Regions from separate parts of the Homo sapiens genome. Here region 1 is linked to region 2. The links are chromatin contacts, found by Hi-C in ENCODE. All regions are on one chromosome and are shown on one strand. The core of a region is the stretch at or near the end of the contact, and the rest is flanking DNA. Distances in the headings are between cores, read along the strand shown.

Region 1 (3,842 bases), core at 433-2,932, 430 kb after region 2:
GAAAAGCTGGATCTACCATTAAATCCAAGGGGTGAACATGGGGTTAGAAATGGAGACAAAGGCAAGGTAGTGACAGAAACAGGGCCACAAAAAACGACCAAGCAAAAAAACTGACAATTCACTAAATGCCTAAGACAACTGCAATAGACATTTTGTTTTTTTCTTCTTCTCCTCCTTTCTTCCTCCCTGCCTTTCTTCCTTCCTTCCTCACTCATTCTCTCTCCTTCCCCCTCGTCCTCCTCTTCTTCTCCTTCCTCTTTCTGTTTTAGTAACAATCTCAGAGCACAAGTGTAAACCTTCAGTTAAACAGACAGCAGTGAGGCAGACATCTGCTTTTCTAAAATCCTTGACATCCAAATGTGAAACAGAGCTCACTAAAGCTCAGTTGCAAAATTCTAGATGCTCCTCTCTCCATCTCTAACCCATGGAATATTTTCCCTCTTATAGCCCCTTGAAGTGTCTATGCACTTCAGTTCATAAAATGCTGCCGTGGGGAACCAATCTAATTAAGCACTTACCAAGAAAGCATTCAAACTCTCTCATCTATGTCCTTTCCCTGCCCCCAGAGTGCACCCTTCTTAGAGGCATGTCCCTCTGTGCTGGTCATACCTGTGCATTACCATGCATGGCCTGCAGTCACTTCCCGCAGTGACCCTCCCACGTGTCCCCCTGGCTCTTTGACAATGGACCACACACCCTCTGCTCTCAGGGTCTTGGTAACCCTCATGTTTCACAGCAGCCAGCAGTCAGTCAGCCTCCACAACCAACCAAGATGAAGTCAGCATGTGCAGGTCTGAAATAATTATTAACAGGAAATACAAACACGTTAAATTTTACCCAGGCCTTTAATGATACACTTAATTGTTGGTTTCCTGTGTAGAAAATAGGCATAAGTGGAAACCAGTTCCCATAAAGTGACTAAAATTCCTATGACTTTGACACCACCAGCTCTGTGCTTTACTTTTATCTTTCCATTTGAAAATTCTGATTGTTATAATCAGCAAAAATACCACCAGTTTCATAATCATAATTAGCCATCTTCCTCCTAACACAGCACGCACACACACCTGCACTCACACACACAAGCATAGGTGCACAGACCCACACAGATGCATGCAGGCACATCTGAATTCATTTCTCTCTGATTCTCAGCCCTCGAGCTCAGATTCTTCAGTTTCTTGTCCCATCTGGCCTGTCTTCTACAACCCTCAATTTGAGAGAACCTGAAACTAGATTCTCACCTGGTTACTGAAGGACTCAAATGAGCAAAACCTTTTATTCTCAAGGCTGTGGAGACCCTGTGATGAGCAATAGGAAAGGGGTCAGAATGCAGGGCTGCTAAGGAAGTGAATAGGAACTCCATTTACTGGACACTTATGATGTATCTGGTTGGGTTGAGCATCTTTGCAACATAATCTGATTCTACCTTTATTTAAAAAAAAGTGAGGTGGTTATTAGTCTCCCATTTTCAGTTTAAGAAACCGTGGCTTAAAAAGCATAGTAACACAATGCAGGCTGAGATACAGATAGAGGTTACAAGACTGAAACCAGATTGAAAACTAAAGCAGTCACTTTCAAATGCATGATTTTTCTGAGGTTTGGTTTCTAGCCTTTCTTTTTTCACCTTTTAACCACTTTTAAAACTTTAAACACATTCACTCCCATGTGCCACACCCAAGCTTTAGCTCGTCGGGATCCCCCACAGCTTCATTTGTGCCGCTGCAGGAAGTCATCTTGTGTAGATGCCATCACATCCAGGCCGCAGCTGAGCAAGTGTTTGAATTTTTTGTAAATACATCTTTGACTGGGGAGGCTGTAAATCCTCCCTAGGCTTTACTATTGCAGGATCTGGCCAGCAATCTGCAATGCAATGGGGCTCTTTGTTCCCAGGAGGATTGGCAGGTTGAGAAAGAATAGACACACACAAGATAGTGAAAGCTGGGTCCGGGGGGTCACCGCCTTCTGGTCCTGCGATGCCACCAATGCACTGGATATAAATATAGCATTTGTTATTAAGTTTAGTGAGGGTGGGGGTAGGTTAGTGAGGGATTTCGGGTCATTTGATTATGAGGTGAGATGGTCACATGGGGATGAAGCAATTCTTTAACATAACATCTGTATGCAGAAGTACAATATACAGAGATAAGAATTTACAATATAGTATGTGCATCAGTAATTTCTAACAGAGCCTTAAAACAGAAACACAGTGTTTCCATAACCTGTGATTAGCAAGATATTAATCAGCAGTAACAGTTGCAGCAAAAGCTGGTTACAAACAATCCATAGAAACAGGACGTGAAGCTAGACAACAGGTTAGACCAGAAATTCTCAGAAGGGAGAATGCCTTAACCCTAAAGAGGCCTAGAAGAGCTGTGGCAAGATGAGGGCATTTATAGCCCTATCTTATCCATATGAACATGCACCCCTCATGCGTCCGTTTATAGGCTCTCCTCAAGGGTCGCATTCCGTTCTCAGAGCTATGAACATCTGCTTTTCTGGGATAGGAATCTTGGTGATGTGAAACATCCCTGCCTGCCCTTCCGTTCATAGACTCTGCAGGGGGAAGCACATCACACGCTGTTGGCTTATTCTGGTAGTCCAGCCTGGCATTGTCTTTACACAATCCTGCATGCAACTTTGTATTTACAATAATCAGGAGCATTTCATCTTTTATTCCATAGCAATAGTTTCAAGGGCTCCCCCTACACTTTACATTTCAGTCCTGTGCTTGTCCCTACAAGTTTAAAAAAAAAAAGTGAGAGTGAGGGAAAGCTACCTCTGCACACCTGCAGCAGGCTCAGCGAGGAGCCTGGTGGGGCCGGGGCCCACCTGCCTGGCACATAACTTCATCAAGTTGTCAGTGTGCATTTTGCAATAACAAGGGACAGATCATGTCATCCTCATATCCTTTTATAGTTGGAGCCATTCTTGGGACTTTTGGTGCCTGCTGCCAGACTCTCCTGTTTTTGATGAGAAATGTGAGCAGTTGTTGTTAGATGTCAGTGATTCTTCTTTGAAACATAAAAGAAGACATACCTGACTTGTAATTGTCATCCACTACCCTGAAACTTTAAATGTTAGTGTTCAGTAAACCTATTTTCCATTCAGCTGCCAATGCACTCCTTTTAATAAAAGTGTCAATCAAATTCATCCTTTTAACTCTCCCAAGGCTTTCCTCTTCCCTTGAAATGAAATCGGATCCTCCACAGAACTGGCGAGCCCCCATGTACCCTGGCCACTGCCCACACATACAGGCTGATTGTTCCTCCCCTACTCATCACTCCCGATGCCCTGGCCTTGCTCCCTTCTTCAAAGGCAACTGCCTTACTCCCTCCCTTCCTTGACTTTCTGTCCCTCTCTCTGGAAAGCTCTTTCCCTCTGCTCTGTTTCTTCTCTGTTTTCAGGTCTCAATGCAAATGTCACCTCTCAGGCAAGCTCTCCAAACTGAGACAATAGGAGCTCGGTTCACATCTGTCAAAAATAGGAGCAAACAGGCTGTTAGGAGGCTGAGTAGAATGTTTTACTGGGACTAGACAATATCAAACTTAGATCCCAAGAGCCCAGGAATTCGTATTCAAGGTCAAAGTGTCAACAACAAGAATACTGAGTCTTACATAGGTACCATGCTGCACCATTTATAAAGCACTTCCATACACAGGGGATCTTCACAACCCCACAATGCTGCCAGGCCAGGTCTCTCAAAAGGAGGACTCTGATGGTCAGGGGAGTCAACAATATATCCAAAACCAGGACCAAAAAATGTTGCCTCCAAAACAAGCCATAATTCTTCTTCTCATCACAGCATCCCACACCATCTCCTAGTGGGTAAGACTCATAGCCCA
Region 2 (4,085 bases), core at 1,243-3,742:
TTCTTTTCTTTTTTTTTTTTTTTTTGAGGCAGAGTCTCACTCTTGTCCCCCAGGCTGGAGTGCAGTGGTGCAATCTTGGCTCACTGCAAGCTCCACCTCCCGGGTTCACGCCATTCTCCTGCCTCAGCCTCCCGAGTAGCTGCGACTACAGGCGCCCACCACCAGACCTGGCTAATTTTTTGTATTTTTAGTAGAGATGGGGTTTCACCGTGTTAGCCAGGATGGTCTCGATCTCCTGACATCGTGACCTGCCCGCCTCAGCCTCCCAAAGTGCTGGGATTACAGGTGTGAGCCACTGTGCCCAGCCTCTATCCCCAGTTTTATATTGAATTATAATTAGATTCAAAAGAAACCTTTCAGCCAGTGGTCCTCATCCTTAAACTGCATATTGGAATCTCCTGGGAGACGTAATGTTGTAGGCTAAGGATATAATTCAGGCTATTACTGAATTATAAAGCGTGCTGTGTTCATATCCTGGAGGATGGAATTGGGTCACAGTGTTTTCAAGTCTGAAAAATCAGATGCCATAGTTCTTTGTGTTTTTAAGTTAGAGTCCATTGCCTTAAGTCCTCATGGGCATTTTAAGAAATAGATCAAAGTATTTGATGAGCTCAGGGTATGGGCACCCATACTTTCTCCTCGCTTTATCCTTCAAATTAGTCTACTTAGAATTTGCTTTTAAATTTCTGCCTAATTTTAAAAAGACAATTGTGGGACTGAGTTGCTGTCCTACCCTTTTTCTTTAATTGTTATTTGACTTCAGACTCTTCCTATAACTCATGTGTGTGTGGGTGACACTCCTCTGAAAAATGGGCCAACAGAAGGGCTTATTATTTGGGCCACTGTGGTCATGAAACCCAGGTTCACATTGATTTTATTGCAAAATTTAGATACATGCACCAGTCCACATGTTAATTTGCTTAGTATTCTTACCTTTTAAAATGTTTTTGCTTCTCAGACCCTTGTGATTTCAAGTCAGAAGTCCCTGACCTCTTAATGCTTGTTTTTTTTTTGTTTTTTTTGACACAGTCTGCATCTATCCCAGCCTCAGTCCTCAACTTCCACTGCTCTGTGTAGCATAATCCCCATGCAGTCCCACAGTTACAGTCAACAGGGCCTTTCCTCCATCTATTAGCAAACATTCCTGTTCTTAGAGCCTCAGAGAGTGAGGCAATGACAGGATCACGATTTTAACATTTCCCCTTTCCTGAAGCTTCTTTATTGGGACACTGGTGTTAAAAAGGAAAAAAAAAAACAGCTTAATTAAAAATTTTTATGTATCATGTGGAGCAGGGTTGCCTAAATGAGAAAAAGATACTTGAAATCCCAGCCTCTATTTTCATCAGTCAGAGGAATTCAGAGGAGGCTCAGGAAAATTGTGAGGACAGAGGGCTGTGTCCTGAGTCCCTAGCCTACAATCCCTGTGTCCATCAGTCAAGGAGGGCAGCCTCATCACAGCTGCAGGCTCTCCTGCATATCTTTGTCAATTGTCGACCGACTAATTCTATTCAGGTTGCCTTTTGTAGGGGTCAGCAGAGTAGGATCCTGGCAATTTCATATGATTAAAACTATTTTGAACAAGACCCTTGGCTAGGATCTGTTTCAAACGATGAAGAAAGTTCTTTTTTCATTGTTACAGGAATTGTGTTTAATGAGATGTAGAAGGCTGTAGTGTAAAACTTTTTTTTAAATGGGGTTAGGAGGTTTAAGGGAGATAATTGAAAACCTGGTTATCTCTTGTTTTAGTAGTGGTTCTTTGCTGCTGTACATGTAACACAAACTACTTGAATTTCAAGATGCTACCATCCCTTGGGCATGAATTATGAATGTTTGATATTCCTTGATTCCATCACAGGACTTGTATGGTTGATCTTTGTCCAACCCGAGCCTTGGATCAGGAAAAAGGATGAGTTCGGGTTTATGTTGCCCTATAGCCAGCAGGGGGTGTTCGTGGCCTTCCTATTCCAAAAGGCCGCAGCACCCTCTCCCAGGCTCCGGGTGAAACTGGTTTGTGAGTCACCATTACCATCCTTCTTTCTCTGTTCAAATTGGCATTTTACCAAGAACAGCATTACTTCTGAGTGAGCAACAGCTGACCAATTATCTTGAAAAATATTTGGGAAGCTATACAATTTTAAAAGTGAAAAGCAAAATATATCTTCTATTTTTAACTTGTTCCCTAAACATGAATTACCTGGGGGAAAAGCAGATGCTTTTCAATCTTTTAAATGATTGCACCTATTCTAAACCATCCAGGTGTTTTTGAAATGACCCACAGTCATCTTTAATAGCATGCGAAGGGGCCAAGGCCCTCTCAACTTTAGATTTAATAGCCTGCCCCCTTCAATTGTCAGAGATATTGACAGAGATAGGCCTGACTGTTCTGCTGTAATTTCAACTCATTTTCTCCTGCTCTAATATCTATAGTACGGGATGGACTTTTTTTTTTTCTTTTCTGTAGAGGCCAGGTCATAAATATTTAGGCTGTGTGGGCTGGAGAGACTGTTGCAACTACTCAACTCTGCTGTCCTTGTGCAAGAGCAGCTGTAGACAATATGCAAACAAACGTTCATGACTGTGTCCTAATAAACTTTATTTGTAATTTGGCCACGCCCTATCTTATTGATAGCCCTCCAAAACGTCAGTATCTTCCATATATCTGTTATTTTATGTTGTTTATAAACTCAAACTCTTCTCCGATTAAGAGGAAAATAATCGAATCTGAAAGTCCCTCAGGTTCAACTCCTTTCCCAATGCCTGGTCCCCCTTATAACACTCTTGACAAGCATCTTTGCCCACTGCTCGGAACTCTCATGCTTTGTGTCTTCCCTGCAACACAAGCAGTGGCCCCGAAGAGCAGACAGCGTGATACAAATGCACAGAAGTTTTTAAGGAGATAGCACAACAATTTAGAAACTAAGGCTGCTGGAATGATGAGCTTTTAATCTTTTCATTCATCGCAGGGTTTAATCCATATTTGAAAAGAAAGATGCCACAGTATAAAGCTGACAGGCACTGACTGGCCTGAAATATCTCAGGAAAATCTGGTTTCAGATTTTTCTAGGAGTTGATCCAAGAACATTTTTCTTTCTGCCTTTTGATCTGTTGAAAGATCCACAAGATACTTGGATGCCTTGAAGACATAAATGCCAGTACAGAAATAAACTCTGACGAGTTGTCTTGTAAAGGGAGCCAGCTCTTAGAGAAGGGATCATTGTAAGGGTAGGAACTGAAACTTTTTTGTCTACTACCTGACATTCTCAAACCCTTCTTTCCTTTGTACTTTTTCTGTGAACAGATGGTTTCGTCCAGCTTGGAGTGGGTTTAGGGGAGACTGAGAAAACAAGACGGCTGCCTGCAGTTTTAGTCTCTCTTTACCCATCTTAAACTTTTTCTTCCCCTCTCCATTTTTGAGAGCAAGAGGTTACATGCTCCCTTTCCTCCTGTAGAAGAAACATTTAGCTGGGGCTGACACAATGGCGAGGACATGAGAAATGACCACAGGAGAAGCCCTGGAGGCAGAAGACTAGGTCTTTGCCCCTTTTACAGTGAGATAGTTTTATATAAATATCAGAGGTTACTGGAGGCACCCAAACAAAATTGAGGACAGGAAGCAAATATCTGAGAGGCTCCCAAACCTCGATGTACTGTGGGACCCAAACGAGCACGTGAATCCCTTCTAGATATCCTTTGGATCCTTTAAGAGTAGCACAGGCGGGGCGCGACGTTTCACGGCTGTAATCCCAACACTTTGGGAGGCCGAGGCGGGCGGATCACGGGGTCAAGAGATCGAGACCATCCTGGCCTACGTGGTGAAACCCCGTCTCTACTAAAGATACAAAAATTAGCTAGGCATGGTGTCATGTGCCTGTAGTCCCAGCTACTCGGGAGGCTGAGGCAGGAGAATTGCTTGAACCTGGGAGGCAGAGGTTGCAGCGAGCCGAGATCGTGACACTGCACTCCAGCCTGGCGACAGAGCGAAACTCTGTCTCAAACAAACAAATAAATAAATAAATAAAGAGTAGCAGATACCACTTATAAAGTTTTATTATAAAGAATTATTGGAGTTGGCTATGAATTCTCCT

The links. A loop is a pair of places that touch in the nucleus more often than their neighbours do. Pooled maps may share reads with other maps.
Region 1: a map of Panc1 shows a loop between it and region 2 (3-fold over the local background). The contact joins two enhancer-like sites. A Hi-C loop is called at or near these places in 1 of 168 maps with a recorded cell type or tissue (Panc1), 8 of 37 single-sample maps with no recorded cell type and 4 of 50 pooled maps.

What each region holds. Positions count from the first base shown.
Region 1 is chr17:41,339,994-41,343,835 of GRCh38, forward strand. No RefSeq gene overlaps it. Among named protein-coding and RNA genes, the nearest start is that of KRT33A, 8.9 kb to the right of the region's middle. Within about 2 kb of position 1,683, at least 4 of the 41 ENCODE cell types and tissues checked have a DNase peak (open chromatin) inside an H3K27ac peak, as active enhancers do.
Region 2 is chr17:40,907,524-40,911,608 of GRCh38, forward strand. The region is part of intron 1 of LOC105371777 (a long non-coding RNA gene); the gene reads left to right. Among named protein-coding and RNA genes, the nearest start is that of KRT20, 24 kb to the left of the region's middle. Within about 2 kb of position 2,493, at least 8 of the 41 ENCODE cell types and tissues checked have a DNase peak (open chromatin) inside an H3K27ac peak, as active enhancers do.